Linked DNA regions of Homo sapiens: all the other regions are linked to region 3. A link is a contact called in ENCODE Hi-C or POLR2A ChIA-PET data. All regions are on one chromosome and are shown on one strand. Each heading gives the region's core, a stretch centred on a gene start or an enhancer-like site at or near the end of the contact. The rest is flanking DNA. Distances are from core to core; before and after follow the strand shown. Region 1 overlaps PRKCH (protein kinase C eta). Region 2 holds the start of HIF1A-AS2 (HIF1A antisense RNA 2). Region 3 overlaps LINC03033 (long intergenic non-protein coding RNA 3033).

Region 1 (3,265 bases), core at 343-2,842, 140 kb after region 3:
GGCTGGAGTGCAATGGCGTGATCTTGGTTCACTGCAACCTTTGCCTCCCGGGTGCAAGCGATTCTCCCTGCCTCAACCTCCTGAGTAGCTGGGATTACAGGTGCGTGCCACCATGCCCGGCTAATTTTTGTATTTTTAGTAGAGACAGGGTTTTGCCATGTTGGCCAGGCTGGTCTCGAACTCCTGACCTCAGGTGATCCACTCACCTTGGCCTCCCAAAGTGCTGGGATTACAGGTGTGAGCCACTGCACCTGGCCTGAAAGATTTTATATTATAGTTTCCACTTACCAAGAGGACATGGATGACACCAAACTGATCTCCCATCTCAAGTGTGTTTCTGACAAACAAGCATCTTACCACTGAATTTCCCCCAAACCGAACTCATGCTATTCCATTCTCTTTAGGCTTCCAAATGGCCAGAGCCCTGGCCATTCCCACTTAAAAAGTCCTATCATGTCTACTTCTTTAGTGTTTCCTTGACTCCACTCCCATGATTGCTGCCTTGGGGCAGGCAAGTTCCCAGATCACGGGCCCAGCATCCTCACCAGATCTGCTGCCATTAGCCTCCCTCTGTACATAGCAGCCAGAGAGAGCCTTCTAACATGCAAATCTTATGTTACTCCCTCACTTAAAGATTTTGCTGGCTCCTTTTACCTAAACAGTTTAGTCTAAGCTCCTCAGCAAAGGACATCAGACCCATTATGACTTTGCTTCTTCATCACCACCCCCCTACCCCCGCCGCCAACCACCACCATTTCCCTTCTTACAAATCTGCCTCATCTAGTCATTTGGGGTTTCCTGGGCACATCCTGCAATTTTAAGCCTCTGTGCCTTTGCACTGCTGTTACCTCTGTCTGGGAGTCTATGCCCTCCTCTTGTGACTATAAGATCCCTATTCATCTTCAAAACACAGCTCACACAGCCCCTCCTCTGGGAAGTCCTTCCAACCTCCACGAGGATCAATCATGACTTTCTTCTCTCCATCACATGGTGTTATCATGACCTTTGACTGTAAGCAATTAAAAGGCAGGTCCACATTTTGTTCTTGTGTCTTCATCCCTGGCACATAATGCATGCTCCATAAACATTTACAGAATTGAATTTAAAATGCAAGATAAGTACACTAATACCATTCATTATATTACAGAAACAGGTAATGTCTCTTTTGGCTAGGGTCTACTTTCAATATTTAGAGACTATTCAGCCTTAAGATAGCATTTAAGGTTCTACTTTTTGTTTTGTTGTTTTTTTTGTGTGTGGGTTTTTAAAAAATTGAGACAGGAGTCTCACTTTGTCATCCAGGCTGGAATGCAGTGGTGCAGTCCCAGTTCGCTAATGCAGCCTCAACCTCCCGGGCTCAAGCAATCCTCTGGTAAGGTATCCACATTTCAAGTTGAAATGGCATTTCCATGTATGGGAAACAAAAGAAAAAAAGCCAGCAAGTGGCTCTCCCTCAAAGCCCAATCATATTGCTATCAGCACGTTTTCCCATGCTGGTTGGGAAACATTTTGCAAAACTCTGATTATCTGTTTGTACAATCCAACCACATGTACCACACACAGGATGGGAATCTGACTCACAAAGTTCAGGTTTGGGAGGATGCTTTTCATAAAATGCCACTGACTCAATGCCTTGCTGGTAAAGTGAAAGTGTAATTATTAAATGCTAAAACAAGACAAGCTGCAGTATTTGTACTGCTTGCTTTTTAAAAATAACCCATTTTAGATATATGCTCAGTCAGCTAATCTTTTGCTCCCTGGATGCCCCCAGGCTCTGATAATAATGCCTTATCGAGCAGCAGGCTTCACTGTTGAGAGCTGCCAGCAGCATGCCAGCCCTCACTCACATTAAACAGACGCTGCACGCTTCCGCTGTCTCCCCCGAGCTCAGGGGCTCCATCCCTAACAATGCCACTGTCAGTGCAGGCACCAACAGCTGTAATGAGCCCCCAACAGGAACTTTGCCTTTCTACAAACTCAGAAAAAAAATAACGCTTATATTTTCATAAAGAAGGTCTGACACATTTGGCTTTGGCTTCTATAAAAAGAAAAGTGATCGTCTAACCCATTTGACTTTTCATACCAAAGACAATCACCTGACAGTCATGTAAGGGAGCCAGGGGAGATTCTTCCCCCCTGGGAACCAATGTCTGGCGATATGTTTGGTTGTTATAACTGGAGAGGTGCTGCTGGTATTTTGGGATGCTGCTAAACATCCACAATGAACAGGACAGCCCCCACCCCCAACAAAGTAGGCAAATGGCACTGCATTATGCAAATCAGTGATTTTTTTTTTAATTGTAAAGGATGAAAGCTTACCAGCCACTAGATTATTAAAACAACCTGACCTGTTGGTGAGGGTCAAGAAGGTGACGGCAAAGTTCTGAGCAATGTGGAAGGGTACTTTTTTTTTTTAAGTCACTTACAACTGGTGATAAAGATCATTTTTTTTAGCCCGGTAAAGCAGACAGCTCTGAGTGGCGATGATGGCTAACTGGGCATGGTGTTTTAATTGCGATTGGCCAGAGATGTGTCCTGAAGCCCAAATAAGAGGCACAAATCAAGTGAATGAGCAGATCCTGTATCTATGAGCTTCCAGAAGAGAAAACAGAAACCAGTCTTACCACTGAATGTCCCCAAAACTGAACTCATGCCATTCCATTCTCTCCAGGCTTCAAACCGGCCAGAACCCTGGCCACTCCTCTTTAAAAAGTCCTATCAGGTGTACCTCCTTAGTGTTTCCTTGACCCCACTCCCATGATTGCTGCCTTGGGGCAGGCAGGTCCATGGGCCACTGGCCCTCACCAGATCTGCTGCTATTAGCCTCCTTCTATAGACAGCAGACAGAGAGGAGCTATGACATATTTGTTCCCTATTTTTCTTGATTGTGTCCAACTCATCTTGAACTGCCTTTCACCACTGGTAGATATGATTGTAGAAGGTCTGGGCTGGCTGCAGGGATAGGTTAGTTTCCACTTCGCATGCCCTCAGAGAAAACCGTGGAGTCTGTGGCTCGGTGGTCCCTGGGGAGTGAGGAGCCAGAAGAACAAGGAAGCTGACTGACAAACACATCCCAGGATTCACTGCACAGCGACGGAAAAACGTGTATGGAGAGGAGGGAAGAATTTGGCTAGCAGGGATCTCCTCTTTTGTTTTGGTTGGGAGTTATATATTACATCATTTTAATGTTTAGAACGTCATATACCACAAGAATGGAATTAAGAGATTCTGGGAAGAGTTCCAGGACTCCCATTTGTAACACCTA
Region 2 (3,559 bases), core at 993-3,492, 130 kb before region 3:
AGCGGCCAGGGCCTCCCGCATGCGCTCCCACACGTACGCGCAGCGGGCAGCAGCCACCCCACAGCGTACACGAAAGTCGCCTTGCGCGGCTGGAGCCCTGGAGCCCACGGCCGGGGCCGCGGGCGGGGCCCGGGACTGCGGTGCTGCGCCCGAGCACGTACTGAGGCGTGGCCTGCCGCGCGCCGGGCGGGGCTCGGGAAGTTTCTCGGGTTGGCTTGGGTTTCGCATCCTCATCATGTAGCGCCAGCCACACCAGGAACAGAAGGGTGCCGGGTACCTTCCGCATGCTTGGTATTCTCCCCGCGGGGCTCTGACCGCTGCCGCTCTCAGGCACCTGTCTTTCCTCTCCGTCCCAGAATGGAGCCAAGACAAGGGAATAAACGAAATTCAATAGTACACGGAGATCGGGTGTCTGGGCAGCGTCTTGGAAAAACTATCCACTACAGGTAAGAATAAAAATTATGTCCAAACCTCTGAAAGGTGTGAACACATCAAAGCTCCAGAAGGCGTTCATAGGAAGGTTTATGGTAAAGTATAACTTTTATCCTACAGGGAGACTATTTTTGTATCGAATTCCACTAATTTCACTATTTCTCTGTAAAATAATCTGGGACGACAGGTTCATCTCTATTTAAAGGAACGAAATGTGAGCAAAGTGGTTAGTGGAAAACTTAAAAAAAAAAAAGTAAAAGTTTTTTTCTTTACATTTTTGTTGGTTCCAGCTGGCAACACGTTTGCAAAGGTTTTATTTAACCAAATCTTAATGTTGAAAAAAAGAAAAAAAGAGGATTCTTTACTCTGCAACTTGTTTTAGGTATTGCTACTTAAACATTTTGAACTTTTAGATTAAGTTTCTACAAAGCGAGTAATTTTAAGTTCATCTTTTCTGTACAGAGGCTTCTAGGAGGAAAATAAGATTTGGAATGATAATCGTGAGGTTATAAAAACTTAAACATATCTATTATGCCATTAAGTCAAAACAGCTCTGGGAAAAAATACCATACATTGATACAGTCTTTTATAGTTTGTGCTTTCCCATTCACTACCTTGTTAATTTGAGTTAATGTCTCCATAACTGGATATCTCAATCTCTAGTTCAAATTCAGAACCCACTAAATGGCACTTGAAAACACTTTTATTCATTTCTATTTATGCCCTGCCACTCCTCTTAGGACATTCCCTCAATGTTATGTGATCTCATTACTTTCAAGTGACATCGGATCCTCAGTTTTCCACACCTCCATTGCCGCCTTCTGTTTGCTATTTAAACAAACAGTTAACAATGGAGAAAAGGGTATGTTCAACTGGATTGGCTAGCACTGCAGGGTGGTTAGCTCCATGGACTTTGGAGTCACTCATGGCCACCTCAAAAGCTCCGAGCCTTAGATCACTTCTTCAAGACTATATACTGTATAGATATACTCCTCCCTTATCTGGTACTGCTATGAATGAACTATATATAGCATTTAGATCTCAAATGAAGATTTACCCAAGCTCTAAAAGTAATAGATGGCAGACCAGAAATGTAAGCTTAAGTCTCCTGACTCTAAAGTCAAACTTAGAACAAACTTGGTTTGTTTTTTAATGATACTGCATTAAAAAAATTAAAATAGCTTTATTCTTTTTCTCCTGTATTTTTATGGAATAGCTACATTTCTTTTATACTCAGAACATACATTCTCATTTTTCTGGGTTATGAGTATAAAAGAAATACAGCTGTTTCATAAAGTAAGGATTATAGTTGCCAGGGTTGGGTTATAAGCCTTGGACAAAACCATTATGAAGAAATTTGTGACGGTGCATAAAATTGGGAAGGGCCAGTTCTGCTATTCCGTAGCTTAAAGCACTCCAAGGAGCTTGTTGTCTTAGTGACTGAGCAGTGGGTAAGTACTTGCTTCCTTCCAGCTGTACTGTCCTTTAACGTGGCTTTCCCTTCTCAATGCTTTCAGAAGTCATTTTCCTGAACTCCTGGTCATTACATAATCTGCTTTTACAAATAGTTTTCAACTGAAGCTAATTTGCTATACAAGAATAATTTTTTGTTTTGTGACCTGTGAATACTAAGCAACCACTTTATTCTAAAATACCACTTCTAGTATACTACTATCTGTAACTAAATGTTGAAGCACTTTGGGTCACAGTGTTTGTGCTTAAGTATACCTGTGCCCCCCCCCCCCCCAAATTTTGCACTGAATCTTAGTATTAACTTTTGTTCCAAAATTTTCATATAATTGTAATCACTGTCCTCCATTGTAAGATAAAAAGAGCTACCTAAGAGATCTGTGGCTCAGTTCCTTTTGTTCAGTATATATACCTCAGGGTAAAGGACCTAAGGCTCTGGCACTTCCTACATAATTTGTTCATAAAAATAATTTTCTGTACCTGTAGGTGCAGGGATTCATAGTGATTTTTCTGTTTTAAAAAATATCTTTCTACACTGTCTGATTTTTAAAAATGAGATTATCAGTATAAAAGAAATACAGCTATTTTGTAAAAGAAAAATACAGGAGAAAAAGGATAAAGCTACTTTGTTTTAAAACGCAGTATCATTAAAACAAAAACAAACCAAATTTGTTCTAAGTTTGACTTTAGAGTCAGGAAACTTAAGCTTACATTTTTGGTCTGCCATCTATTACTTTTAAAGCTTGGGCAAATTATTCATTTGAAGTCTAAATTTATTAATCTGTTAATGGGAACAGATTAGAAATCTTCAGAGAAGCTCTAGCCTTTGTAACATTGTGACTATAATGCTGAGAACTGCTTCACTCATCCCATTCATATTTTAAAAATACTAATATTTTGTGTTTGAGCATTTTAATAGGCTCAGAAACTTAAAAATGATGTTTCTTTTCTAACAACATACTCTTTTCAATGGGATATTATGGTTGTTATTATTTAACATGACATTTAGGGACTCAACATACATTAAGGTGATGGCACTAAGATAAATGTAGAAATAACCAGTACCATGTAATTTTCATAAGTGCTTAAATTGTTGGTAAACAATTTTATGAGTTGGAGGTGTTGAAGCAAATATTATTAATATTTGAACATAAAAGCTGATCAAAGGGGCCTGGTCCACAGAAGATGTTTATTTGATGTAACAAAACAATACAGTTAGTGTTAGATCCAACCACAAAGAGCAAAAGGAATGAAAAATTTGTACAATGTACATAGAAAAAACAAGATATTTACTGTGACAACTATATATTCCTAAAATAATGCTTCTAAAATTACTCAATTATTGAAATCTACATGAAAAAAAGGATGTTAATAGCGACAAAGTGCATAAAATCAAACATTGTATTTTGAGCAAATTAACATACTAGGCAATTTTGCTAAGAATGCATGATTTTTTTTTTCTTGTTTACAGTCTGCTCAAAATATCTTTATACCAACAGGGTAGGCAGAACATTTAGGTTTAATATCAGTTACACAATATTAGCATAAACTTCCACAACTACATAGGGTATTGTTTTCTTTTGAGCTGGCAAAGTGACTATAGAAACATCAGATGATTTCTCTGAATTGAGAATTTTATCCAAATAAATGCCACATA
Region 3 (3,587 bases), core at 153-2,652:
TTGCAGTGAGCCGAGATGGTGCCACTGCACTCCAGCTTGGGCGACAGAGTAAGACTCCGTCTCAAAAGCAAAACAACAAAACAAAAACTATCCCCAAACTGGATGGCTTCAAAGAAAACATTTTATTTTGCCCCATGATTTTGTGGGTCAGGAATTGAAAAAGGGCTTAGCTGGGTGGTTTGGCTTTGATCCATGTGGTGTCAGCAGCAGGGGTTGAGACTGGAGGGTCTGCTTTCCCAATGGCTGCTTCACCTGCACATGGGGTGCCTTGGTGCTCCTTGGCATCTCTCTCCCCTCCCAGGCTTCTTACAGAATGACAGTCTCAGGATAATCACACTCATTCCATGACAACTCACTTCCAAGAGACCTAGGTGGAAGCGGCAAGGTTTTTTTGACCTAAATTTGAAAGCCACAGAATATCACTTCCATGGCTTTCTTTTGGTCATGCAAGTCATTAAGGCCTGCACTGATGGATTCAAAAGGAGTGAAGGAATAGACTCTGTCGCTTGATGAGGGATGACATGAAGCCATAGGGAGGGAGGGAATTAATGGCAGCCATCTTGGAGACAAACAGAGCGAGAGAGATTGAAGTTGCTCAGGTAGCTGAGGTGGCAGGAGTTGATGAGACATTTGAGATTTGAAACCACAGATAGGTAGATTGAAAAATGTGTGGCAAGAGGAGGGAGCTCTTTTTATGATGCTACAACCCTCTATAAACCACATACTTGAAGGTAACCTGAGGACATTTTACAGGATGCAGGAAAATCACAGAGGTCTACCTACTTTCTTCATGCACTTGGCACTCTCTAGGAGGAAATTCAGGGAGTTAGGGGACCATTGCTAAGCCAAAGGGTACTGTGGTGTTCACAGATAAATACACTAAAGGGCCTACCACTGTTATATATTGGTCTTTAACTCTCCCATCTCAAGTACAAGCTGAGGGAATCTCTGCAGTCAAAGGTCTCTCTTGTTATCTTTACCCATCCATCTTTAAAAGTAATCAGTGATTAACACTTCCAATAAAACAATTGTTCTGCCACTTTGAGAGGAAGTGCAGTGAATAGTCCCTGGACTTAACCTAACTACTCCAAACTACTCCATCTTCCAGCTATGTGACCCTGAAGGCCAATTACTTGAGCTGAGCATCAGTCTTCCCATCTGTAAAATAGGCACCAATAACCACGCAATAACCTCAAAGAGTTGTTACAATAATAAAATAATTATCATAAAGTGGCACTTAGTAAGCTCTCAGTAAAGCTAAGGTATTTTTATTCTTAAAACTGTTATATCTTCAAATGAGCTCCTCAGTTTCATCTGTGGGCAGGAGGCAGTTTAGACCCTTAACATCCATAAGCATTTGCTAGACATGCTGGAAATCATCGTGACTCACTCTCCACAAATGAGGCCCTTTGTGCAGGAGTGGAATTTTACCTTGTGTGCTATCCAAACTTTAGAAGCTTCTCCAACGGCTAGCTTACAAGGAGAAAGTCTCTTGGGCACTTAAATAAGATAATGAAGCTCACTGAATCAGAGGGCTAAGAAAGAGACTTTGAGAATCTTTCTAGTTTGCTCCTACCTACACCATCCACACGTGAGAATCTGCCTTTCTGCAAACAGCCCATGGATCTTACAATTCCATCTCCAGTTACCTTCTCTCCCAGTCAGCCCTGCCCTCCCTCCACCCAGCCAGGCTCCTGGAGCCCAGGCTGGCCGAAGTCAGAGCCCTGGGCCTCCTTCTTGCCTGGGAGCCAAGTTGGAACAATGGCGTTTATCAGTCTTGTGCTGTATTTTAAAATGAGCTATGATAACAGAGCACTTTGACTAGCATTTTTATAAATACCATAAAAAAAATCTTTCTTGGGCCAGTTTCAAGAATGTGGGGCACTGGGTCAGTGAACAATGATGCAGAACGGACTTGATCTCTTTGTTTGGGCAGCCGGATACCCATGGCTAGTTGTAACCACCTTACTGGTTTCTCAACATTCCCCTTGCTCTTCACAATATTCGGCTTTCTGCAGAGAGGGTCATTTCTACATATGACACTCTGAGCACTCCCATATCCCACCATAATACTCTGGACTCCAGGCTAAATAGAGCCTGGCCTCGAAGTTTCACCTGTGGCCTGCTCTAACCTCCTGCCCTTGATGTGAAAGTACAAGCGGATCCTGGATGTCCTCCCTCCAGCCTGTGCAGGAGATCTCTTCCTTGCCTACATGCTGGGAAGCATTTCCTGACCGATGCTTCATTCTCACACTCTCCACTCCCCACAGCACCTGGCCGCCCTTTTCCAGCTAATTCACTCTCATAATAACTGAGTTCCCGTGTACCCTTTACGGATTTTAACAGTGGAGTTCTATGTAGGCTTAGAGTTTTCTGATTTTTTTTTTTCTCGCTGAAAAAAGAAATGAAGGAACCCTGATTCTAGCTCTTAATCCAAAATGATTCTACTTAGGCTATCAGGAAAGGAAAGTGAAATGATGGTGGGGAGTCAGTGGTGAGGTGGGGAGAAGTGTGTAGGTGACTCTGGTAGCGGCAATGAAGTCGTGGGGGACTCCACAATCAACACATTGATGATAGGTGTTTGTCTCGGGGCCAGAAGCATCTTAGGGGCTGGGTCCATATCTGTTTTTTAAATTATTATTTTATTATACTTGTACATACCAAATAACTGAGGTAAAAAACTAGAGGTCGAAGTTCCTATTTGATCAGTCATCCTAACAGAGAAACTGCTTGTATTTGTCTTACTTTGGGTTCCTTCGGGTTCACGGTGTTTTTCAACAGTTTTTTAAAAAAGCATTATTTCCCCTCCTAAGGACCCTTGGTAGATATTTTTTCCTAAATGGACCCCCCGTGAATTTTTAATCCCTCAGATATACTGTGAATTTGTATAATGTATGCATATCTGTGCTTTATACATTAAAAGAGCAATATTGTTTTGTCGCCTATGTAAGCGGTCCCCAATCTTTTTAGCACCAGGGAGTGGTTTCATGGAAGACAATTTTTCCATAGACCATGGGGGGATGGTTTCGGCATGAAACTGTCTACATCAGATCATCAGGCATCAGTTAGATTCTTATAAGGAGCGTGCAACCTAAATCCCTCTCATGCGCGATTCACAGTAGGTTTCGCCCTCCTATGAGAATCGAATGCCGCTGTGGATCTGACAGGGCGGAGCTCAGGAGGTAATGCTTGCTCGCCTGCCGCTCACCTCCAGCTGTGCGGCCCAGTCCCTAACAGGCCACGGACTGTACTGCTCCTTGGCCTGAGGGTTGGGAACCCCTGCCCTATGTAACCAACTTCAGCCCCTTGGCGGCTATATCACCTCTGTGGAGATTATGTGGCCCAGAACCAAACCAAGACAAGGCAAATAGTTTATGAAGAAAATGCTGGAAGGGGAGTGGGAAAGTGAGACAGGGACAGAAAGGAAGCCAAGATAGAGGAAGTTGAGCAGGTTGCCACTGCAGGCAGCTGGAGTCCAGTCTCGCTGGGGTTCATGGAACCAGGATGAAACACCCACCTCCAGGACACCTTACCTAAGGGGCCAGGTATATACCCAGAAATTCCCATCCGTCATTGGGTGAGGGTTG

The links. Hi-C counts contacts between places; a loop is a spot of excess contacts on that map. ChIA-PET counts read pairs that join two places held with the same protein, here RNA polymerase II (POLR2A). Pooled maps may share reads with other maps.
Region 1: a loop to region 3 is called in a map of PC-9, with 7 times the contacts of the local background. The contact joins two enhancer-like sites. A Hi-C loop is called at or near these places in 4 of 168 maps with a recorded cell type or tissue (HepG2, IMR-90, PC-9 and 1 more), 1 of 37 single-sample maps with no recorded cell type and 11 of 50 pooled maps. POLR2A ChIA-PET finds 5 or more read pairs at or near these places in 6 of 52 experiments (AG04450, SK-N-SH, WTC11 and 3 more).
Region 2: POLR2A ChIA-PET joins it to region 3 with 10 read pairs in PC-9. The contact joins the promoter of HIF1A-AS2 here to the enhancer-like site in region 3. A Hi-C loop is called at or near these places in 1 of 37 single-sample maps with no recorded cell type and 3 of 50 pooled maps. POLR2A ChIA-PET finds 5 or more read pairs at or near these places in 7 of 52 experiments (BJ, GM12878, IMR-90 and 3 more).

Annotation. Positions count from the first base shown.
Region 1 is chr14:61,470,703-61,473,967 of GRCh38, reverse strand. The region is part of intron 9 of PRKCH (protein kinase C eta); the gene reads right to left. Among named protein-coding and RNA genes, the nearest start is that of PRKCH-AS2, 73 kb to the left of the region's middle. Within about 2 kb of position 1,592, at least 16 of the 41 ENCODE cell types and tissues checked have a DNase peak (open chromatin) inside an H3K27ac peak, as active enhancers do; they include PC-9, where a contact is called at or near this core.
Region 2 is chr14:61,747,772-61,751,330 of GRCh38, reverse strand. HIF1A-AS2 (HIF1A antisense RNA 2) reads left to right here and starts at 2,242. Exons shown (of 1, transcript NR_045406.1): 1 at 2,242-3,559. It overlaps HIF1A (hypoxia inducible factor 1 subunit alpha), which reads right to left. Exons shown (of 15, transcript NM_001530.4): 15 at 3,073-3,559. HIF1A-AS3 (HIF1A antisense RNA 3) reads left to right here and starts at 234. Exons shown (of 3, transcript NR_144368.1): 1 at 234-446. RefSeq lists a silencer at 1-212.
Region 3 is chr14:61,614,531-61,618,117 of GRCh38, reverse strand. The region is part of intron 1 of LINC03033 (long intergenic non-protein coding RNA 3033); the gene reads right to left. Among named protein-coding and RNA genes, the nearest start is that of LINC01303, 46 kb to the right of the region's middle. Within about 2 kb of position 1,402, at least 4 of the 41 ENCODE cell types and tissues checked have a DNase peak (open chromatin) inside an H3K27ac peak, as active enhancers do; they include IMR-90 and PC-9, where a contact is called at or near this core.